Linked DNA regions of Mus musculus: all the other regions are linked to region 1. The links are chromatin loops, found by intact Hi-C in ENCODE. Cell type or tissue: left cerebral cortex. All regions are shown on one strand.

Region 1 (8,000 bases):
ATTCCTACTTGCCTATTCTCTCCCTCCCCCTACCTTCTTCTCTAACCCCATAAGCCAAGACTAGGGCAGCTCTTCCCCCACTCCACCCCCACTCCTGACCCCACCCCCAAAATGTTTTCTCCTGAGGATACAGGAGAGGGTCCTTCAGTCCTTGGGGGCACCTTGAGGAGTGAAGCATGCCTTTCTTGCATCAGGGAGGAAGAGTGGCTGGGTGAGAACATGCCTTGGCAGAGAAAAAGCACTCTGATGGTTAGATGCAGTATCTCTTCTAGCATCAAACGGTACCGGCCGGCACAGGCCCAAGACTCTAGACTTCACTGAAAACGCCAGCCAACTCCCTTGAGGCCACAGCAAACACTCCCCACACTCAGTGAGCTCAGGGGACAGGGATGCCAATGAGACAACCCAGAAAGCCCATCCTGAGGGTGCCAGGCCCCAGAGAGACGAGTCCTGGCCCTGTCCCTCTTTACTGTTGAGCATCTCCCACTGTGATCTCAGTGGAAAGATGGCTACGGCTCCAGACCAACCAGGAACCTTTGCGCTCGGCCTTGTGGACACAGCACAGATCTCCAGGGCTGTGCTCTGCACTACAGACTGTTTACCAGGCCCAAGTAGGCACCAGGTACCTCCACAGCCAGCCACCTCTTCTACTTGTTTTGTGGCTCAACTCCTTCAGGAAGATCCTTCTGGTGCAAGTATATTCGGGTGTCAAGGGGGAAGTCACTGTATTGTTTTCCTAGGAATGTCCAGACAAAAGACTGCAAGCAACAGAAAGCTGGTGTCTCTTTTCTGGAAGCTCAGAGTCTAAAGTCAAGAAGTCATCAGCCAGGCCATGCTGCCCTAAGGACTCTCAGAAAGAGTTCTTCACTAGGCTCCTGACTTCCAGTGGGTCCTGCAATCTTTGGTGTCCCTTAACTCATGACTGTGTCTTTCCATTCTATTTCCAGGGCAGCTCTCTCCCTCTCCCTTCCCCTCCCCTCCCCACTGCCCCCTCTCCAGAAAGTCTAGTTTCTCCCAAGGATACAGGAGAGAGATCCTTCAGTCCTTTGGGGCACCTTGAGTAGTGAAGCCACCATAGGTGATCATTATGTAGTACACACCCAAGGGTTGTTGACATTGGATTTGGGGCACACCCTAATCGAGGATGGCCTCAATTTGACCTAAAATTATATCTGTAAAGACCTTGCTCCTGTGAGCCACATTCTGAGGTTGAGGGTGAGCACCAATGACATTATTTAATAGGCCACACTTATCCTGACTTGAGGACCCTATACCAACAGCTGCCTCTGTGCTGCATCCACCAAACACGGCCCAGCCTGTCACAACACTGAGCAGGAGCCATTGGCCCTGCTGGGTATAGCATTGGCCCAGCAAGAAGAGGATTGGGAAGGGCTTGAGGAAATGCTAAGCATTTAGACATAGTCTATAAAGATATCAGGGCTCCTGGATCAGAAACAACAAAGAATGGTGTGCAGAGAGTTGGAAATATGAATATAGGCTCTCTTTAGATGATGAATGTTCATCAGTGTCAAATATCAAGAATTTGACCAAAATATTATGTACATTCAAAACCCAAGGGATTGTTTGTAGAAGTCTTTAGTGATAAAGGATATTGGTGTCTAAAAATCACTGTCAAATGATTAACAGTGTGAGCATGTGTGTGTGTGTGTGTGTGTGTGTGCGCGCGCACACACACACACACACGTGCCTGCACGTGCATATGGAAAGAGGGAAGGTGGCCAAATAGGCAGAAATAAGGCAAAATGTTAACAATGGAAGACAGCTGAAGGGTCTAAGAAATATGTTGCTCTTGTTGTTGTGACCTCCCTGTACGTTGGAAAACTTTCTAACTGAAATAGATCAGGGCAAGGTATGGACAAGAATGGCTCATTAAAAGGAAAATAAAGGTTGTCGAGGTGGCTCAGGGAATAAAAGTGCTTGTTGCTCCAACCCTGTGATCTGAGTTCAGTTCAGTCTTCAAAGCCCAAGTGAACAGACTGGTGACCCTATGGTTAGAAGCACCAATTGGTCTTCCAGAGGACCAGGGTTTAATTCCCACCTCCATGGTGACTCATAATTATCTGTAACTCCAGCTTTAAGGGATTTATCACCCTCTTCTGGTCCCCTTGGACACTGCAGGCATGGGGTGCACAGACAAACATGTGGTCAAAACACCCAAACAAATGCCTGACATGTTGGTATGCATCTGTAATGTCAGGGCCCCCAGCTCTTTGGCCAGTCAGCCCGGAGTACACAGCAGGGCCGAAACAAGAGAGACCCTGACTCAACAAGGCAGAAGACAGGAATTGACTCCTAAAAGGTGCCCTTTGACCTCTACATGTGTAAGAGAGGGGGAGGGGAAACAAAACAAAAAAAATCAATAAGTCTGGAAAATTGTTGCATGAATATGTAACTAAATGTTCCCAGTTTCCAGCGAGAAAAGACTGAGTGAACCTACAAGCGCAGCAGTGACTGAGTAAAAGGAAATTCATTCAAATAAGGAAAAAATTATCTGGAGTTCAAGATGCAGAAAGGCAAGTGGATGGGGGTGGGGAACATAGCAGTGAACACCAGAAGCTGGGTTAGCTGGCTATGGACTGGGTGGGTGTTCTGGACTAGGGTACTAGGTGTGTACTAGGTAGGTGTGCTGAGTAAAGATGCTAGCTGTGTGCTGGGTGGGTGTCCTGGGTGGATGTGCTGGGTGGGTGTGCTGGGAAGGTGTGGTAGCTGTATGCTGGGTAGATGTGCTGGCTGTGTGCTGGGTGGGTGTTGCGTGGATGTGGCCCAAAACTAGAGCTGCTGCTGCTGCTGGAATGTCAGTGGAGACATGGTCACTACAAGATCTAGTCAGCCATCCCAGGAGGTGTCTCTCAAAAGAGTTCCAAGCAGAATTCATTGAGTTCCTACTTGCAGAGGGCAACAAAGCTTCAGCGGTGGGTAAGAGTGGGGATGCTTTGTGCTATCGCTTGTTGGTCATGGGAAATGCTCAAAGACCAAAGCGGGTGGGGGGAAGGTTGGCCTGGATTTTAAGCATCAGAGTGGTTTCAAGGTTACATGCTCACCACACCACACCCACACGCTTATATTCAAATCGTTTTACTGCACTTCAGTGTTTCTATTTATCAGGAAGCACACCCGTGTGGATAACCCCTCCTCAGCACCGAAGCCAAGAAGGTGGTGAAAATCCATCAGATGAGGTGGGCCAGAGGAGAGGCCCCCAAGGCTCAAGGAGAGACATGCTAAGGATTTAAGATAAAAATCGTCAGACACTGGGCACTCATCAGATAGTGAGAAAAACAGACAAACGGAGGCTCTGACTGAATGGGACAGGAAACCAGCCCACAGCCCAGCCTGTTCAATGTTCATTTTCCATGCCAACTTTGGAAGCCCCTGAAAGGATGCAATAAACACAGCTGGAAAGCCACCAGCCAGTATAAGGGTGAGCAGGTAGTGATGAACACCCAGAGAAGAGGCAAAACACTCAAAAAAATGGATCAACTTCTATCAGTCAGACATTTCAGAAAACGGTACACGCCTGTAGTCCTAGCACCCAGGATAGGAGCAACACTAGCCTTGGTTGCATGGTGAATGTGGATTATAGTCTGGCTTAGAGGAAGACCCTGCCACAAAAGAGTCAACTTCTGAGACAGGGGCATGGGGAACACCTGCAGTAATGGAAAGTTACTGGGATGGCTGCTGGCGCTGCAGGTATTCATTTGGGACAGCAGATTGACGGAGGTAGCAGGTTTTGAAGAATAATGTTTCCATACTCAAGTGGATGTCGTCAGGTGGGCATGCATCCAACAGGTGTTGGGGGCACTGGAGCTTGGGGAAAATTCCATCCTGAGAAACAGGTTGAGGATTTACAGAAACGGGGGGCAACTGAAGTCAGGGGAATTGGGGTGGGGTGGGGGAGCACAGAAAGAATGCAAAGCACACTTGACAAGAGGGGAGAAGCCACGCCTGGAGATAGGAAGACCACAGCTTCGTATGAATAGAGAGGGGTTCCCATCGCCTGCCCCCTTGGTCCCAGGCCCTGTTCCTCTACCTTCAACGGTCTAGAAACCATTGCTAGTAAGAACATATAGAAAGCAGAGAACCTGCCTATTTTAATCTTCACTTTAGTTGAACTCAGGGATGAGTATTTTCTTTTTCATTCATAAATACGCCCCATGCTTAACAGGGCCCTGGAATATAAGTGCTTTATAAATATTTGTTGAATGAGTGAATTGATTAATGGATCTTTAAGAACTATTTGGAGAAAGCATTATAATAGCTTTAAATATGGAGCGGAACTACTGAGAGGATCAGGGTGAGCTTGAGGGCCATCTGGAATGTTCCCCAGGGGACGAAATTATACAAAACAAAACGTTGTCTCCCATAGCGCAGAGCAGCCTTGGCATAGCCCACACCACACGGGGTGATATTTAAGGAGAAGCATTGGATACAAAAGGAAGCCAGTTAGAGTAGGCACCGTGGCTCCAGGTCACAGGTAGATGAAGCTTCGTGGAATAGAGCCAAAGAGCCAAGAGGAAATGGAAATTATTGGATGTACTTAAGAAAACCTCAAGTCATCAAAATAGAAGGTCTGCATTATTGAAGCTATATTTGAGAAGTGAGACAGACGGCCCTCGGGAGAATATTGGGTGATGCCAAATCAGCAACTTAGCAGCCCTGGCCCTAGAAACCGGCTCCCTTCGGCCCTTCTCCTGACCCTACAAGCGAGATCGGAAAGCTCCAGCAACGTTGGTCTCCTCCTGCACAACCAGACAGAGCACAGAGGGCGAAGCTCCCTGAAGGGGAACCTCCTACGCCTACCTCGACTTAGCCCGCTCAAGTACACGCAGAGCGCCCCCTGCCGAGCGTATGGTGTTTAATCATGAAAAAGGACACCCTAGAACAGAAATTCCTTGGATCATTCGCATGTAGAGCCCCTCTGTGGGACCCAAAAGGTAAAGGCGAAGCTAAAAGAGGAGCTTGGGAAGACACAAGACTCTGGTTTCCACAGATAAGCAATTTGCTCATCAGGAATCCTACCCCCGACCCCTACTTGTCCTTGCCCTACAATCCAACTAAGAGGCTAGAACAAAAGATTAATAGAAGCTAAAAAAATGTCATGTTCTTCTGTGCTGCGTGTGGACTAAGCCATCACTGCTTTGGCCACACGTCTTCAGAGACTTCTGGGCACAGTGTATTATTTAAAGTTGTTCGTTCCAGCCCGACTTCCAAATGGTCTCAGCGTGAATCTGAGCATTCCGCTCACACATTTCTTGGCTTCTTCGCAGTGTTTTGTCACTTCAGTTGGTTTTAGAAAGTGTCCCCTTCCCCCACTAGATGGGAAAGACTAAAGTCTGACGTAGTCGGTGAGAACCCACCAGGAAGAAAGTGACCACTCAGGGTCCTGTGAAATAATAGAAGAGTATAAAAATGAACCAAACTGGGGGTGGGGGTGGGGGTTGGGAAGACGTAACGTGGGAAGTGACCTGGAAAGATGGGCGCGGAGGTCGGTCAAGTGGTATCTCTATGAAAATGAGTATTCTAACTTTGTTTTTGGTTGATCCACATTTTTAATTTTTCCTTCATTGGGAAACTATGTTATATCGATACATTAATGTGGCATTAATAGAAACACATTGGTAGTTATCACATAATTACTAACTATAGCATCCAATTAAATGTTATTTTAAGAGGGAGAAAATATAATAAAGCTATTTTAATAAAAAATTTTAAATTAATGAGACCTAAGGTAAGATTTCTTACATGCAGAAAAAAAATGTTTCCTCAGTTGTGATAAAAGATGCATACATTTTACCATTCTAATCATTTTAATGTGAATTTTTGTGTGTGTAATTCAGCGGCATTCAGTGTATCCTCCCAAAGCTGCTCAAAGACCACCACTACCACTACCACCACCACCAATTTCTACAAAGATTTCTTCTCTCATCTCAGCTCTTGGTGAGCTGCCTTCTACTTCCTATCTGAAGTCTCCCATTCTACGCAGCCCCTGTAAGTAGACTCTCAGTGCACTGTACAGATCCTTCGAGCAGAGAAATGCTTTCCAGAGTCGTCTTCGTGCATCAGAATGCCGTTTTTTTCAAGCTGAAGGGTGTTGCATCTTGTGCTAATTTCTTCTTCTCTTCAGTTATCCACTTGATGGACACTCTGTGTGTGTTACGCGTACCGCCACTGTCACATGGGTGTGGAGGTGTCTGTGTGTGCCCTACTTTCAGTTCTTTTCAGTGTGTACCTAGCCAAGAAACTGCTGAACTTACAGTAATTCTTTGTTTAATCGCCATACTGCTTTCCGCAGCGGCTGGACTGTTTCATACGGCATGCGCTGGGGCTCCAATTTCTCCACATCTCTGCTGTCAATGCTTGCTAATTTCCTTTTTAAAAATTAAAAAAATTAACATTTGTTTATGTAGGTGGAAGGAGATTAAAGTGTATGTGTGGCGTGTTGTACATGTGGAGGGCAGAGAACAATGTGTCCGAGTTAGCTCTCTTTATCCATGGTGTGAGTTCCAGGAATCAATTTCAGGTTGTCAGACTTGACAGCAAGTGATCTCACCTGCTGAGCCATCTTGCAGACCCCCAAATTTTAATTTTTTTAAAATATTTGCCTACCTAGCAGGTGTGACATAACATTTCTGTGTGGTTTTAATTCTCATCTCCTTAACGACAACTGATACCTTATGTCTTATACTTTTTGACCATATCTTTATCTCCTGTGGGGAAATGTCTTTGGTTGTAGTAGGCTGTTTTATTGTTACTGAGTTATTCTAAATACTAATCCATAATCTACCACCAAACTATATCCCTAGATCTGTTTTATTCTTTTCTTAATTTCGAGGCAGTCCTGGAACCTGAGATCCTCCTGCCTCAGAGCCTTAAGTGCTGTACCATAGATTCTGAGTCACTCTCTAATGTTCTTTGCTGCACAAAAGTTTTGAATTCTGGTGGAGTCCAATTAGTCTCATCTGTCCTTGGATGTGGCACTTCTGGAGTCAGACCCAAATCTGGTGTCATGAACATTATTTTGCTTTCTGCCATCTTACAGTTGGAACTTTTAAGCTTAGGGTTTTGTTGTTGTTGTTGTTACTCATTTAAAATTAATCTTTATATGTGACATAAAGTTAGGATCCATCTTTTTAGAAGGATTTTTATCTTATTTTATTTAAAATTACATGTATTTATTGTGTGTGTGTGTGTGTGGGGGGTTACATGTACATATGCCATGGTACATATGTGGATGTCAGAGGACAACTTTCAAGAACTGGTTCTCTCCTTCTGCTGTGTGAATCCTGGGAATCAAACTAAATCAAGTCCCAAAGCTTGGCCGCAAGCACCTTTATTCAATGAGCCATCTCATCGGCCCCCACTCTTGTCCTTTCCCATGCGACTATGTAAGCCAAAAGAGCCAAGCCATTTGTTGAAAAGGCTGTCCTCTCCCCTGTCAGTGGTCTTGGCCCTGATGAAACTCTCACAGGCTTTGAGAGAATGGCAACAGATAGCGATGCACTCTGCAGCCACACGCGAACAATGAAATCACCATGCCTGTGTGTCTATGACGGAGGGAAAGTGGCGAGCCTGTGTTTATGCAGGACTTCACTGTGTGAGGCAGCAGCTTGAGGTAAATGAGACAGTCCACACTGGAGCTGGGATGGGCTTGGCTCTGCGGTTCACAGGGTGTGTAACGTGTCTCAAGTCGCCTCACCTGCACAGGCCTCAGCTTCCTCATCTGTACAATGGAACCCGTACTGTTCGATTCCTAGGTGAGGAGATTGCCATAACACTCAGCGCACGGTAACTCTGGTGCATAATAGCTACAGCACCCATTACACCATTATTAAGATCATATTATGGAGTGGCTTAGATCTCATTATGTCTGTGATTCCCACATTAACCCCGTGAGGTAAGCGAGGTGATAATCGCAGCCTCATTACAGGGATAATGTCAGGCTTGGAATATATTTTGCTGGACTGGGATCACGTGACAAGGCA
Region 2 (8,000 bases), 430 kb before region 1:
AACAGGACACAGCCCTGGGGTACATGTTTATGTGAGTAATAAAATATTTACTATAACATAAATATAAAGGGAACTTCCCAGTCTACATTATTATTATTTTTTGCAATAAAGATACAAAGAGAATGGACCAAAACATTGTTCTGAAAATAATAAAAAATAAAAACAAAATTTAAGCTGAAACCTTAACAAACAGATGAAGAAATGGTGAAGGGGGAAGCTCCAAACACATCCAGAAAATAAATAGAGATGGGTCAGAAATTAGGAAACCATATTAAAATATCTTTTTCGGTTTAGTCGGGCATACAAACCCTTTAGGATGGGGAGGGAGAACAACCCAGAAAACCAAAAAATAAAAACCAAGCACAAAGTGTTTCTTCCCCCCCTGCCAGTGTGTACATATCTCACATATTTACATGGTTCCCACCTCACCCCAAATTTGGAGAATTTCTCCCCAGGGTTCCCCCAGCATCCCGCATCCCGCGGGGGCCGGAAAGAGAGCAGGGGGAAGCGGTAGGGAAACAGGCGCAAGGTTCTTGGGGGGAACGGGTTTATTTCTACAGCTAGTTAAAAAATAGTTCCAACTTTTCCAAGTTTCGTTCGTTAAGGCCAGGAGGGGCAAGGCCCGGCGGGGAAGCAGTGGCCCGCGATGCGTGCTCGGTCTTGCGGGTGGAGATGCCCCTTCCCACCCGGGTGTGCGTGGGAGCGCAGACCCTCTCTGCTAGGCCAGGAACCGAGCCGAGGGCTCGGGTAAAACGAAACGAAAAATGAACACTCAAAAAAAATTTTTTTGTTAGTTTTTTTTTTTTTGTTTTTGTTTTGCGTTCTTGAAGGAGGAGAGGGGAAGAGAAAGGGAAAATAAATTAGGCTAGATTAAAGCTTTGGCTATTTCCTGCTTTTATACACAGATGCGGCTCTCGCGGCCTCCCCTCTGGGGCCCCGATAAATACAGCATACAGCGATTTAAATTAAGGGCGCGGGCGGAGTTAGAAGGACCCCAGGAGCCGAGAGGCTCCACGAATAAATAAAAACCGTAAAAAACCAAGCCCGGAGAAAAGGTGAGGGGGTGGGGCGCGTCCAGGTGCGAGAGAAGAGGCGCGGAAAGAATAAAGTGACAGCCCCCACCCGTGACCTGCAGGCTACAGGGAGTCCGCGCCCGGGAGAGCTGCTGGGGACTCTCCTCTCTTCGTCCATTCTCCCGGGGAATCCCTAACCCCGCACCGCGTTACCTTTCGCTGTGGGGAGGCCGCTGCCGGGATCCGGCCCCGAACAGCCCAGGGGCAGGGGCGGGGGTCGTCGAGGGGATGGGGATAGGGAGCAGGCAGTGGGCACAGGGCGCCCAGAGTGAGTTGGCGCATTCTGGATCTTCCGCTGCTCTCTCCCGGGACTCGGGCGACACAGCCTCTCGGCCGCCTTTCGCCGCTCGCTGGAGAGAGGGGTCGGTCCCGGGTGTTTGGTTTTGTTTAAAAGTTTCTGAGCTTTTTTTTTTTTTTTTTTTTTTCCTTTTTGTAAAATCCAAAGCAAAACCGAATAAACAACAAAAAGAGTCCAGGCCGCGCGCGCTAACTGCGCGCCGGAGGCACCGCTGCGCCGGCGGGGAACCCAGTCCGCAGGGTCACTGCACAGAGCCGGGCAGTGTGTGGTGGTGGTGGTGGTGCAGCGCGGCCGGCGGGGGTGGCGGGGGCGCAGAAGGTGGCGACGCGCTGCCCCCGCCAGGCCCCAGCTCCCCAGGCGCATAAACGTCGTCCATGGGCGGGTGGCCCGCGCCGGCCGCGGGGGTCATGCGCTTCTCCTTCTGCCGCCGGTTGCAGAACCAGACACGCACCACCTCCTTCTCCAGTTGCAGGCTGTCGGCCAGGCCGGTGATCTCGTGCGCAGACGGCTTGGGACACTTGAGAAAGTGGCTCTCGAGCGCGCCTTTGACACCCACCTCGATGGACGTGCGCTTCTTGCGCTTGCGGCCCTGCGCCGCGATCTTGTCCAGGTTGGTGGGGCTGCCGCTGGACGAGTCGGTCTCCTCCAGCCACTTGTTGAGCAGCGGCTTGAGCTTGCACATGTTCTTGAAGCTCAGCTGCAGGGCCTCGAAACGGCAGATGGTGGTCTGCGAGAACACGTTACCGTAGAGGGTGCCCAGCGCCAGTCCCACGTCGGCCTGGGTGAAGCCCAGCTTGATGCGTCGTTGCTTGAACTGCTTGGCGAACTGCTCCAGGTCGTCGGAGCTGGGAGCATCCTCGTCCGAGTGCTCGCCCACCGACGAGCCACCACCGCCCGCGCCCGGGTGCAGGTGCGCCGCCGCCGCGTGCAGGCCGCCCGCGTGTGCATGTCCGTGTGCGTGTCCGTGTGCGCCCAGGTGCGGTGGTGGCGACGGCTCCAGCTGTGCCTCGTGGCCGTCCTCGTGCAGTGCGTGGTGCAGGCCGGGTCCCGCGCCGCCGCCTCCCGCCGCCAGCATCCCGGCCAGGCCGCCGCCGCCGCCACCGGGGTAGGCCGCCTGAGCGTACAGCCCGAGCGGCTGGGGCTGGTGACCCCCGCCGGCCCCGGGCGACGGCGACATGGCGGGGCCCAAGTGGTGCGCTGTGCCGCCTTGTGCCCATGCCGCGCCCGCGTGGGCCGCCCCTTGGTGCACCAGGCGGGCGTGGAAACCGCCGCCACCGCCGCCGTCGTCAGCTCGGCCGGTACCGCCACCGCCTGCCTTGCCGTGTTCCAGGTGCGGGCCGCCCGCCCAGTCGCCGCCGCCGCCTCCTCCCGTGGGTAGCCATTGAGGGTGCGCTAGGCCCACGGGGTGGCCCGCGCCCGCGCCCAGCCACTCGTGGTGCATCAGCTTCTGCACTTCGCGGTACGCGGCCCCCGCGTGCAGCCGCTCGGCCGCCGCTGCCGCCGCCGCGGCGGCATCGGGATGCATGAGCGGCCCTGTGCCCCCAGCTCCGCCGCCGGGGCCCCGCGGCAGATACTGCGCGGTGGTGGCCATGCCGCCCCGCGCCCTGCGCCGCCCCGCCGCCGCCGCCGCCTCGCTCCGTCTGCGGGCCCCGCCGCCGCGCTCCGCCGGCTTAAAGCCCGGACCCGCTGGGCGCTCCGGAGCCCCACCCCGCCCGCCGCCCATTGGCTGCCCGCGGAGCCGCCTCCCGCCTCCCGGCCCCGGCCTCCTCCCCCCGTGCCCGCCCGCCGCCGGGGCCTGCAACCCGGAGCTCGCTATTGGGTCTCGCTCCCGGGGTCCCGCGCGCCGGCAGTGCTGATTGGCCGCTGGGGCTTCATTCATGACCCCCACCACCACCGCCCGCGTACACATTCACGCCCCGGGGGCGCGGCCGCCACGTGGGGAGTGGCGCGGGGGTGGCACTGGGACCGCACCCCCTCCGGTCCCGGCTGCGTGGGCCCCGCTCTCACCGCAGCGCGGGAGACTCGGAGCCCGGTCGGTCCCCACGTTCCACACAAGCTCAATTTCCGCCTGCATCCCACTGGGGCGGGCGGGGGATTGCGGGCTCCGGGAGGCGCTCGGGTTCCGAGCAGAGACTCAGCCCCGCACTCTTCCCTGCGCTGCGCCTCTGCCTGCGGGCCAGGATCCCGCGAGTCTGGGCTGCAGCGAGAGCGAAGCTGCGTGGCTTCCCGGCTCGGTACCGCGCGGCTGCTAACCTCCGGGGCCTCGCCTCCTGCGGCTGCCAGGTCGCATCGCGTTCTCCCAAGGTCTTGGTTTTCCCTCTACTCCCTCTAGACTCAGCGCCACAACTAGCTGGACCTCTGCAGTCCTGAAAGTGCAGCAGGCACGGACAGATTCGGATCGGCTTGGGCTTCACGCCTCTCGCCGGCTCGCCTTCCTTTCCCTGGGCACCGAGGCCAGGTGAGTACCGCGTGGGCAGTGCTGAGCCAGGACAGTGAGCCGCTGAGCCTGTACGCGGAGATGCAAGCTCCAGGAACCAGTTGGGCTCCAGGGTTCTGGAATGAGAGAACCTCGGGGTGGAGACTGGTTCCAGAGAAAGCGCCACCAGTGGGTGGGGAATGGACACTGGGCCCTGTCCTGCGCTGCTGTAGCCTTTTCGTGTTGTTTTCCTCCCAGCTGGAACCGGTGGTCTGTCGGCAGCGCTGGTTGTGCTGGGGTTATGCCGCCCGGAAACTTGCAGAATAGGATTTGTGGACTGACTTAGGGAAGGACAGTTGGGCACCTCGGAAATCCAATGTGCAGGCTGGCAGCTGGCAGCTGGCAGCTGTCTAGCCTCCCGTGGAGTCAACTCGGACTTGTCTGATAGGGAATTGAGTTCGAGGTGTCCTTGTTGGAGAAGTGGACAGTGGGATGCGGCCAACTTCTTCATCCCTGTCCTTGTTTTGTGTCTCTCCTAAGGATCCTGAGTGGAGGGGGCCTCAGTTGGAGCTGGTGTGTGCTTCCTCAGTCTGCATGCCTCCGTACTTCTGCCTATTCCTCTGCTGGGCTTCTGTACACTGCTAGACCTTCTTCTGCTTCAAAGTGATTCAAAGATTTCTGGGTGCCGAGCTGGGGACCTAGCTAGGACCTCACTGGACAGGAATCTACTCAGGACTGTAGAATGAAGCCTATGTATTTGAAGACGAGAGAGAGAGAGAGAGAGAGAGAGAGAGAGAGAGAGAGAGAGAGAGAGAGACAGAGACAGACAAGGGCTCTAAAGGCAGCTGCTGTGGAGATCATCTAAGAGTGGCTGCGACAGAGTTGACAGTGACAAGAGTTACCCTGTCCTCTGAGCCCTGAATGTCCCAAGTTAAGCACCTGCTAATGGAAGAAGAGGCCAGGGTTGTCTGACTATTTGCCATAGTCCTGAACAGGCATTTTCTACCTGCTGGAGTTATGATGGGTTCCTGTATCTGAACCCAGGTAGGGATGCTGGGTTTTCCTGGATCTTGGCCCAGGAAGCAGTCACCCTGAGGCAGCCCAAGTTCTCTTGGTCCATGAACCTGGCTAAGCTTTCTCCCAGCCCTAAGTGTAGGACCAAGGCTTGAATTCTTACAGCGGAAGTCTCTCAGTCTCTCATGCCAGTCCTAACCAGGCCTGTATTACTCTGAAGATTGGGCTCAAACTGGAACTTCCTCTTGTTTTTCAGTTAAAGTACTCTAAATTTGGTTTTCCTTTTTGTAAATTGGGACTGACCATGGCTTACATTGTATCCCTGTCTCCCTAAGGTGAACAGGGAATGGTATGAGATAGAGGGAGTGCCCCCCTCCCCACACAAAGGGCTTTTATTTGCGCTTTTCTGTTGTTGCAGTTTGCTAGGTGGGCAACTAACTTTCCTCAGTGGGCTGTGCGGTTTGGACCAATTTACTTTTTTTCCTCTTCCAAGTTTGACAGTCTGAGAGTCTATACATCTACCCTGATCCTGCTGGAAGATGGGAAATGTCTGGACAGCAGCAGACAGGTTACGCTGTACAGATTTGAGGTTACCACTCAAAGAACAGTGAGGCATGGTGCTGTTCTGTCCATCATTTGGCTTGTGCCTTAACTCCTGGAGGAGCTAATGACATCATCCTCATAGGATGCAGCAGGGCTAGTCTTACTCATGCCGGTCTGCTCCCCCCCACCCCCATTGCTGTAGTTTGCAAGAAGTGGCAGTTTTGGCCTTCAGGGTAAAGATGGCCTACAGTCTTATCTCTGGCCATGCTTGTGAGCAGGTCAGGACTGCCTGGAAGCTGTGTTCCCTGGTCCGTGCTGAGCGGAGGAGAGTTACCCTCAGGAAAGCAGTACCTAAGCTCTTAGGTTGTTACTCAGCATCTTGGTCCCCAGCCTAAGGCCCCTATAGGCAAGCAGACTGTGTGAATCACTTGCTTCTCGGAGCTGAGGTTTCTCCATCTTACAGAGGAGACAGTGATGCCTGGATCTTAGGATTGCTCTGAGGATGTGATGAAGAATGTCATTTAAGTGTCCTTCCTGTACATAGTAGATGCTGCCCCAGGGATCAGCAGCAGCATGAACTAGGAAAGGTAAAATTCTTAACTTTGCATTGGAAATTTTAGACCCTCTACATTGTAGAGTCTACAGTGAGATGGGTTGAGTCCCACTTTTCCTAGGAATTGAGTTTCCCATAGAAGATGTTGGTATCTGTTTCCTTCTTGTTCTTGGAGATTGCATGGGGCACTGAGGACCGTCATAGGACCCTGGCAGATACCTGTACCAGAATGGCTCATCTCTCCAGGACAGTGGTTCTCAACTTGTGGGTCACAACTCCTTTAGGAGTCAAATGATCCTTTCACAGAGGTCATCTAAGACCATCAGAAAACACAGACATTTCCATTACAGTTTATAACGGTAGCAACATTACAGTTATGAAGTAGCAATAAGAATAATTTTATGATTGAGGGGTCACCACAACATGAGGAGCTGGATTCAAAGGCTCGCAGCATTAGGAAGGGTGAGAACCATGGCTCTAGGATCGTCTCCTTCGCAATCTCAGGGAGAAGTCCTCTTTCTAAACATACTGCACAGCCATGGGGTGAACATGCTACTTGGCTGGTGCACATGGAATGGTGGGGACACGGCAGGAGATGTTCACTCTCACATATACTGAACATAGAAATACAGACATGCAAGTCAGTACAGGGACACACGCATACCAATTCGCCACAGGGACATAATCTTGCATGAGTAGAGGAAACATGCAGTTACACAAAGCAATGCCTGATGGTAAATAAAGCAATGTGTCTAAACAGGGTCAGATATAGAAAGCTCACACAGACTGAAATGGGTCTTCCTTGTCTGACACTAAAATATGGGCCCCTGGGGTCACAAACAAACACAGATTCTTTTTTTTTTTATAAAAAAGTTGGATATTTTATTTATTTACATTTCTAATGTTATCCCCTTTCCCAGTTTCCCCTCTGCAAACCCCACTTACCCTGCTTCTATGAAAGTGCTCTCCCACCCATCCACCTACTCCCGCCTCACTGCCCTAGCATTCCTCTACACTGGGGCATCACTTCTTCACAGGACCAAGGGCCTCCCCTCCTATTGATGCCAGCTAAGGCCCCTTCAGCTCCTTCAGTCCTTCCCCTAATTCCTCCATTGGCGTCCCTGTGCTCAGTCCGATGAGCATCCGCATAACAGTGATTCCTGAGTGGCACATAGTGTTAGTCACACAAATAGGTACACTTTGGTATCTATGAACTCTCTTACCCACCTGAGCAGATACAAAGAGTTCTACCATCTCATAGACACCCTTATCCACTCCCTGAATGAACCACCAGTTCTCAACAAAGGGCCAGAAAGCTGGAAGAGACTGTGCTCTGTCCAGAGTCTGGTCCACTTGCTCTCTCCTCAATGTTAGCCTCAAGGACATAGGAAAGTTCTTTCTTTTTAGTTGTTTTTCCCTCCCCCCTTCTCCTCTTCTTGCCCGTACAGGGCAGCTCCCCAGCTAGACTGCTGCCAGTCTCAGGCTTCCCCGTGGGGCTCCTGCCCAGCTGGCCCCCAGGCAGGAGCTCCTCCGCTTTCCCAGAGTGCCCAGCCTCCTCCAGGCTCTGGAGTGTGACCGAGCGCCTGCTCATTTGACACAGGTCACTGAACCTCCAGCAGATGGGGCCCTCGCTGTGGGGGGCCTTTGAGCTGCAGGGCGGTTGGGGGGTGGGTTGTGGGTGTGGGGAGGGCTCTGTAGGGAGGAGTCAGAGCTAGGCAAGCTCCAGTCTGCAAAACCTGAGGTCACAGACATAGACCTCCACCGAGGCTGCCTTGTGAACACAGCTACACTCTTAAGGCTGTCACCGGCAGCACCCTGGCAGTGATGCACACACTGTTATAGTTCAGTTTCATGTTCCTGATAGGGCAACTTGTGCGGTGACTCATGAGCACAAGTTTGGGGCGGGGGTGGGGGCGGGGGTGGGGCAGGGAGGAGGGATGCAGTCCTGTTTAGTGTCTCTTGGTGGCAGCTGGATCTGGCTGCTTTCCCCTTAGGTCCCTGAGCCCCTTGAGCTTTCTTCTAACCATTAGTGGGGAGGATTGGAAGGGCAGAGGGCAGACTCAGCCGCAGACGCAAACCTTTGTGGTGTGGGGGCAGATTCTA
Region 3 (8,000 bases), 160 kb before region 1:
TGGTTTGGTTCTCCACTGCAGAGGTGTGGGATCTTTCAGCATCCGCCCCTCACACTCCCGGCTGTATATCTCACCTTATCACTGCAGTCCATTTAGTGTGAGCCGTATACTCCCCTCCAGAGGAGAACTCTCACTTAATTAATTTTAGATTTAAAGCAACAAGAAGTCCTTATATTAAAAACGGAGTGGGGGGGAGAACAGCTTGTTAATTAAAATGTCAGTTAGGGTGTTCCTGGCGAAAACTAAGATTAGTGGGTGTTTCCTTTGGTTACAAGCCCTTGTGCTTTGATATTTCATGTGTGAATTTAAGGATGTGCTCGGTACTCAGAGACAGGCAGCATTTCACTATGGCTCCAATGGGCAATTCAGTCTCCAAATTCCATTGTCCCCCTATAGCCTTTGAGATTGTACCCATGACCCATCTGTGTTTGTGTGTGTATGTGTGTGTGAGTGTATTTATAGGTTTATATAGATGCTCATGCTTGTGTGTAAGCATGGTGTGGAGGCCAGAAGTCTATATTGAATGTCTTCTCCAATCACTCTCCACATTATATTTGGAAACCAGTTTTCTACTGAACTTGGAGCTATATGGATCTGCCTGTCTCTACTCCTATACCCCCAACACTGGTGACATAGACATATGCCCACGAGCCTGGCTTTTATGTGGCTACTGGTCTGCAAACTCAGATCCTCCTGTGTTCATGGCAGACACTTTACCTGCTCATCCTTTACCCACCTCCCCTCAGCTCATCCCTTCACCTCTGCTCAGGAGGGTCTTTCCTCTCACATCTGCATTTGCATATGGCAGGCTCTCGTGTCTATAGCCTTTGTAAAGCCTGTTCTCTCTTCAGGGGTGAGTGGCATCGTTCCTGATCTTACTGTGTCTCTTCCTCGGGAATATTTGTCTCTTCCTTCTGCCTAGGAAGCACACTGCTTACATCTTAGGTCTGTTTCATTTTGTTGAGACAGATGATTACTGTGTAGTCCAAACTCCCAGTCCTCTTCCTCCAGCCTCCTAAATGTTGGCTTGTACCACCATGCTAGCTCTCTACTTTAAATCATTATGACGGATATAAATTGTGCTGTGGAAATGTTTTTTTAAATCTCTCCCTTAACTTCTAAGAAGAGTGGGGCCGACGAAGGGTCCTTGTTTGTTGTGCTGAAGGATAAGTGTGTGTGTGTGTGTGTGTGTGTGTGTTGGCTTAGAAAAACTGAGATAGACCTGTGCAATGAAGAGTTATAGAAAGGCCTGGAGTCAAGATGCATGCAGATCTGAGCTGGCTGGCAGCCATACTGCAGAGCCCAAGTAGAGATGGGATGTCACAAGGCAGCTGGAAGTTGAAGAAGCTGGGGAGGTTACATAAATGTTATGGTTTGAATGTGAGACAGCCCTCACAGGCTCACATCTCTGGTCTCTGCCTGTCGTTCACTTCCTCACATTGGCCATGAATGGCAGTCTACCATATGCTTTCTCTGCTGGGATGTTCTGGCCAAGTGCAGGGAGCCAAGCAATCACGGATGGATCCTCTGAAGCCACAATCCCAAATAAAACCTTAATCCATTAGCTGTTTCCATTTGGCATTTTGCAGGGGGGAAAGCAATCAACTCCAAGGAGGAAAGGTTTCTGGGGTGGCAGCAGCACGGGAGGGATCTTGTTGGGTGTGGGAGGGAAAGCGCTCTTTTGCCCTCCACTGAGTCTTGAGTGAAATCCTTCACTGACTAAGGCTTTGTGGAGTTAGAATACATGGTGCTAGGATGGGCTCACAGCAATCACTCTGAATGACCAAGACCCTCTGCTTGCAGACTTGGCAGTCGTCTACCAAGAGTACCACGGATGTTGACAGAAGCTGTGTGATATCAGGTAAAAGCCAAAGAACTCCATGACTGTGGCAATAGCAGTGGTGACTGTCAGGGATCACAGGGTACTCCAAGAAGGCCATACCTCCAAATAGTGCCACTCCCTGGGTCAAGCATGTTCAAACTACCACACATACCATATCAGTTAGCTAATATCACATAACATGCCACTCAAGACTTGGAGTATAAAATACAAAACAAAATCCAGAGAGATGTTCTAGTCACTGCATGTCCTAATTCAGGTTGCTATTGATGTGATGAAACACTATGACCAAAAGCAAGTTGGGGCGGAAAGGGTGTAATTGGTTTGTACTTTCACATCATAGTCTGTTGCTGAAGGAAGTCAGGACAGGAACTCAAGCAGGGCTGAAACCTGGAGACAGGAGCTGATGCAGAGGCCACAGAAGGTACTGCTTACTGGGTGGCTCTGCTCCCTTCCATATAGAGCCCAGGACCACCATCCTAGGGGTGTCCCCACCCACAACAGGCTGGGCCCTTTTCCACATCAATCACTAATTAAGAAAAGGTTCTGCAGGCTTGCCTACAGCCGTATCTTATGGAAGCATTTTCAACTGGGGCTCCCTCCTCACAGATGACTCTAGCCTATGTCAAGTTGACCACACTTTATTTATTGTTGCTGTTATTCTAGATAGCGTTCTGCACTGGCAATCCCAGCATTCCCACAGTGAAATGGGGGGGACAGAAGAATTATCTGGAAGCTTTCTCATCCACCAGCTACCCTGGAATACACAACACCGTGACAAGACAGACTTCCCTCACAAACAAGTTGGATTGGAAGGGCTGACTCCTGAAATTGCCTTTTTCAGTGCACAAGTGCAGTGGCATGCATGTCCCCTATCACATGAATTCTCCTTTGGGCAAGGAGCTCTGACTAGTGAAGGGTATTAACTTCCACTTTGCTCAGGGACCACTTGATGTGTGGCACCTTCTTTGTTCCACAGATCTGAGCTCTTTGTGGGAGTCCCCCCTTCTAGATTAGGAGCTAAGGAGAGATAGATTTCTTCTGGTTTCTTGGCATCCTTCACCCCATCACTGATACCCATCCTTAAGAGGAAGTGTGCCCGTGTGGTGCGTGCATGCTTGCGTGTGTGTGTGTGTGTGTGTGTGTGTGTGTGTGTGTGTGTGTGTGTGTGTGTGTGTGTGCTGAGCAAGCAAAGGAAGTGGAGGTCTGAGAAGAAGAGAGAGGATGAATGACAGAAAGAGAAGGGAGTGAGAGGAGGAGAGGAGTGTGTGTGAGAATCAGTAGCCAGGGTCACACATCTGGTTCTGACCTGCCTCCTACCCCCCATCTCCTGCCCTCCATTCTGCTCTATGGCTCCCCTCCCAGCACTCCTTGCTAGAAGAACCACAGTCTAGGAGCCAATGCTTTCTGATTTAAGGCTCTTTTTTGCTCTCAAGCAGGACTGTGTGGCCCTGCAGGGGTGGGGCAGAGGTGGGAGGTCTCACATTGTGTTGGTTTTTCATTATTCCAGTCTTTGTTACTAGTTTTATTTAATTTGTCATTCAATTACTGTTTACTGACTCTGCTGGCAGCCAACGTGTATTTACTTACTGTGCACTTTGTCTGATTTTCGTAGATTTTCCTTCCCCTCTCGTGGTCTCTGTATTGTTTATTCTATTAACGTATGATTAAGTTAAAAATAACGCAGAGAAAGTTAATGCCCCTTGACCCTTGACACCTGACATTTCATCCTCCAGAGAGAACCGCTGTTGACAGATGGTTAGATATCCTTTCCCTTTTTGTTTTTAACACTCACACAATTTGGATGTGACCCAAATATATCATAGCAGCCTTCAAGGCGGGTTTCTGTTCCACACTCATTCAAAATAACCAGAGTGGGACTCCGGAAGCATAAAGAAAAAATGTAAATCTTTATTGTTGGTTTCCTTAAATAGGTGGTTGGCGCATGGCTTCTTGCTGTGTCTGGAGACACATGTCTGTTCTTCCCCATGTCTCACTCCCAACAGCTGCTAAAAGTCTCTGCCGGTACCTCCCACTCAGCTCTGCTTTCTTCGGGCTGTACCCTCCTGAACTCTATTGACAGGAGTCCTCCCCCCTAAGAACATCTTCCAGCAAGAGCTGCTCCCCCTGAGTGCTGTCTTACAAAAGGCAGACTTGCTGTAGCTTTAAAGAGAAATTTACTGCCTCTCTACATAAATAGGATTGTGTTGTACACACAGTTCGGCTAACGGCTCTGCTCTCCCGAGCTCCTCAGTCTATAAATGCACAGGTGCCTTTGCGGGGCTGGCTACTCAAAGCTACCACTCCAACTTGGGCATGGTGGCCTCATGCCTGTCTGACTTTAATTGCAGCCCTTGGGAGGCAGAGGCAGGAGGATGGTTGAGAGTTTTGAGGACAGCCTGCTTTTCATACTGAGTTCCAGAGCAGAGTCAGGGACACATAGTGAGAGCTTGTCAGAAGAAAAAAAAGGATAAAGCTTTCTTAAGTTCCGGGGTCCTGCTCATGGAGTGTGATTTGTCATTAACTAGTCCCTTGTTGTAGAGCATTGTGGTTGCGCCCCCATTACTACTGAGAAAAGGCCACGATAATCATCCCTGACTTTGAACTTCTATGCCTTTTCTTTCCCCCTCTACATTGACCTCCTAACTTGACCTACATTATGTGTTCTAGCTTCACGTCCACAGTGCTTTCTTCTGAGATCTTTGATCTCTTCTTGCTCCGCGTGGTCTTGTGGGGCACCATAATGTCTCCAGACCCGGGCAAGGCACCTCACCAAACTGGCCACTCACAGCATGCCTTACGGTTGGTCTAGGATAATCCCATCAGTTTCTGCTGTCCATCTGCAGTGGACCTACTCTGCTCTAGCCCCGGGCTCATCCTCTCTGGCACCCTTTGTCTGCAGTCGATGCTTCCAGGGAGATGCAGGCATTTTCTTCATTAGCCAGCTGCTCATCTTCCCTGACCTTGTCATCCCTGTGTGGCAGAGCCTGAGTGATGCTTCTCTGCAATGGCCCTGTATCCTCAGCCAGCCATCTGGAGTGGGGAGACCTGGCTGTTCCTTACTCTCCAGCCCTGAGGCTTTCCCTCTCTCTCATGGACCAGATTTCTGACACACTCACCTCTTTCTTATTTTCCAGCATCCACCCTCTGATGCTGCTCTCGATCCTACAGAAGACTGGCTGGTAAATCTATAGGCCCAAGCTTTGTGCAGGCTGCAGGCAGCTACTCTCTAACCCCCAGCACGTACAGGGAATACTCCATTTTGCCTTCCCTGGGGCTCCCTACACCAAGGCACTTTCTGTCATTTCTGCATTTCTTAGAAACACAAGTTATAAAGATGACAGCTCAGTTGGGGGTCAGGAGTGGGTACTGTAATGGCTTTGAGGTCCCACAGAAACCAACTTGGCCACATCCCAGGGAACTGGAAACTAGGGTTAGAGATGTCACCAGGGGTGAAAGTAACCCCCTCCATATCTTCATGGCTGCTCACCTTTGTATCTCTACCCTTTCACTGATTTAAAGCTGACTGATGCCAGTGTACTGTTGTGATTCTTTTCCTTCAGAGCTGGCGATCAAAGGTTTACTCACTACAGAGACAGTACCAACAACAGGCCGAAGAAACCCAAAGTATACCACCCAAGTACAGCTTAGTGAGATAGATCCCTTTTCTTCATGATTCCATGACCTTGAACTAAATCTTTAAAAAAAATGTTTACTTTTAAAAAAATGTGTGTGCATGTGTGTGCCATACATTTATTGAATTACTTATAGAGGTGTAGGTGAAGAACTATCTATAGGAGCATAGGTGACTCACAGACAGCTATCTCACTGTAAAAACCCACCCAGCCCGGATGACAACTCAAAAACTTGTACCCGCTGGATCACCCTGCCCAACTTGCAGGCAGTTGACCCGAGTCTGCTCTCCTTATTCCATTCAATCAATTACTGTTTCATAGCAAGGAAGAATGGCTTCCTGGTTCTTGTAAGTTTTAAGGACATTCTGAGACTTGTGACTTTCCTTTATTGCCGGAGCCTTATGAGCTGCCCTTACTTCTGAAGCCTTACAAGCTTCCTCTACTTCCTGAGTCTCTTTCCTTCCTCTCCCCTCTCGGAGGAAGTGACTCAGTTCAGCTACAAACTTATGCACAGTCTTTGCTTCCTGCCCACCATGACCCTGGCCACACCCTGGCTCCCACATCTATTCTCAGTCAGTGCCTGCTACGTTGTAAACAGGAATAAGATGACAGCATTTTATTGCATACACAGGGAATGAACAGGAGTTTATGTTTGCACATTCTTGTTTAATTTCCCAACAACCTCTCCAAAACCAGGTACTATTATGTCTCCCATTCTGCAGATGAGGAAGCCAAGGCAGTGCTTTGCCAAGCAAGTAAGTGAACTGGGGCCTGAAACCAGGCATGTTTGAGTGAATATGTGGACACATTAATATATAGAAGCAGTGGCATTTGCTACACACATATGTACATATACAGACAAACATATATATTATATATGTGTGAGTTTGTGGGGTCGAGGGGACCAGTAAGGAAGAGGAGGAAAGGGCAATATGGATAAAGTACAATAATGTATACGTATGAAAGTGTCAGAATGAAAGCCCCTATTTCGTTCATTGACAAAAAGAAACAGAAGTGATTTGAGATCATCTACTCCAGACCCCTGGCTCTCTGCCTAGGGTTGCGACCAACTGGTCCTGGAGCAGCCTGCTATTCTGATGGTAACCTTCTCCCAAGTGAACCGCCAACACTCTCATCCGCCCCCAACATCAGGCATTTGTGTCCCATCATTGTTTTTAGTTTAAGATCCCTCTTCTCCTTCATGCTTCCTTGACCTTGAAGCAAATCTTTAAAAAAAAAGAAAGTTTTTAAAAGGTGTGTGTGTGCACACGTGCACACACACACACACACACACACACACACACACACACACACACGTGGGTACATACATGCCATACCTGGGCAGGTGCCTGAGGAGGCCAGCAGAGGGCGTCAGACTCCCCTGGAGCTGGAATTTCAGATGGTTGTGGGCCACCTGACAATGATGCTGGGAACTGAACTCTGGTCCAAGAACTGTTCGCCCTTTTAACCATTGAGCCATGTTCCCTGTCCCTGAAACAAACTCTTGATTGGTACTGTCTTCTGTTCTTTTGTGACACTCTGTGAAGTATAAGCGTTAAAGTCCTACCTAAATCTTTATCTTTAGATACAAGAAGGAAAAGCAAGCTGCCTCAAAACTCACCCTTGATGTGTTTAGAATGTGAACCCAGAACCCCAGTTGTTCATATAATCCATTAATTTGAAGGTGTAATGGTGTGTCTGGAACCATGGAAGGAATAGGTGTGGCTAAGAAAGGAAGGGAATGAGCAGCAACATTGGCAGAGACACATGCAAAGTTAGGAGGCGCCTCTTCCATTCGGGGTGGAGAGTGGAAGGGGGAGTGAGGGACACAGGAGTCAGCGTGGGGACTGGGGGGGGCGCTGGAGGGGGAATCATAACATGAGATCTCTGAGCTCGTCCTTGTAGCTACAGGTTGAGGGGCTATTCAACTTGCTGGAACAATAATCCTGAACCAGGACCGTTGGTATGCTTTGTATGTAATGTGTTCCCCTCATTAATTGACAGCTTGGTCCCCAGCTGGTGGTCTGGGCAGGGAGAAGTTATTGGATCCTAAGAGCTCTGCCTTCGTCCATAGAGGAACAGGGCAGTGGCTTTATGCAATGGTGCTGTCACTGGAAGTGAGGGCAAGTAGAAGGCGGAGCCTAGTTGAAGGATGTATGGGGGCATGCCCTGAAAAGAAGTGCCTTGCCCTAGGCCCTCTTCACTTCTGTTCCTCCTGCTTCTTTCTTGGAGACCGTGAAATGATCAACCCCCTCTACCCATGCCGCTGCAGCAGTGATGCTCACCTTGCTTCAAGTCTAAAGCAACAGGTCAAGGGAACCCCCGAGCTGAAACAACTCTTTATTTTCTTACATTGTTTCCCTACTTGGTCACAGTAACAAAACAAAACAAAACAAAACAAAACAAAACAAAACAAAACAAAACAAAACAAAACAAAACAAAACAGAAACAAACAAAGGAAGAAAAACAATGACAACAGAGAAAAGCCATCTAACTAACACAGGTGTACCAGGCAACCTGGAACA

The links. A loop is a pair of places that touch in the nucleus more often than their neighbours do. Peaks named below come from ENCODE experiments on the same cell type or tissue, not always from the same donor. Only the 100,000 strongest peaks of a DNase experiment are listed, where the experiment ranks them.
Region 2: it touches region 1 in a loop (2.9-fold over the local background); 16 of 42 quality-filtered maps call a loop at or near these places.
Region 3: it touches region 1 in a loop (2.6-fold over the local background); 7 of 42 quality-filtered maps call a loop at or near these places.

What each region holds. Positions count from the first base shown.
Region 1 is chr4:124,225,559-124,233,558 of GRCm38, reverse strand. No RefSeq gene overlaps it. Among named protein-coding and RNA genes, the nearest start is that of Gm40242, 43 kb to the left of the region's middle. In left cerebral cortex, a CTCF peak has its summit at 4,846 (motif pointing left); DNase peaks (open chromatin) are centred at 2,669, 4,830, 5,249 and 6,138.
Region 2 is chr4:124,652,669-124,660,668 of GRCm38, reverse strand. Pou3f1 (POU domain, class 3, transcription factor 1) reads right to left here and starts at 3,023. Exons shown (of 1, transcript NM_011141.2): 1 at 14-3,023. The coding sequence starts at 2,962. The coding sequence ends at 1,613. It overlaps Gm2164 (predicted gene 2164), which reads left to right and starts at 3,182. Exons shown (of 11, transcript NR_168006.1): 1 at 3,182-3,829. In left cerebral cortex, a CTCF peak has its summit at 3,990; DNase peaks (open chromatin) are centred at 2,768, 3,239, 3,907, 4,317 and 4 more places; H3K4me3 peaks cover 4,145 bases; H3K27ac peaks cover 1,060 bases.
Region 3 is chr4:124,381,161-124,389,160 of GRCm38, reverse strand. No RefSeq gene overlaps it. Among named protein-coding and RNA genes, the nearest start is that of Gm52719, 32 kb to the right of the region's middle. In left cerebral cortex, a CTCF peak has its summit at 6,834 (motif pointing right); DNase peaks (open chromatin) are centred at 1,381 and 3,836.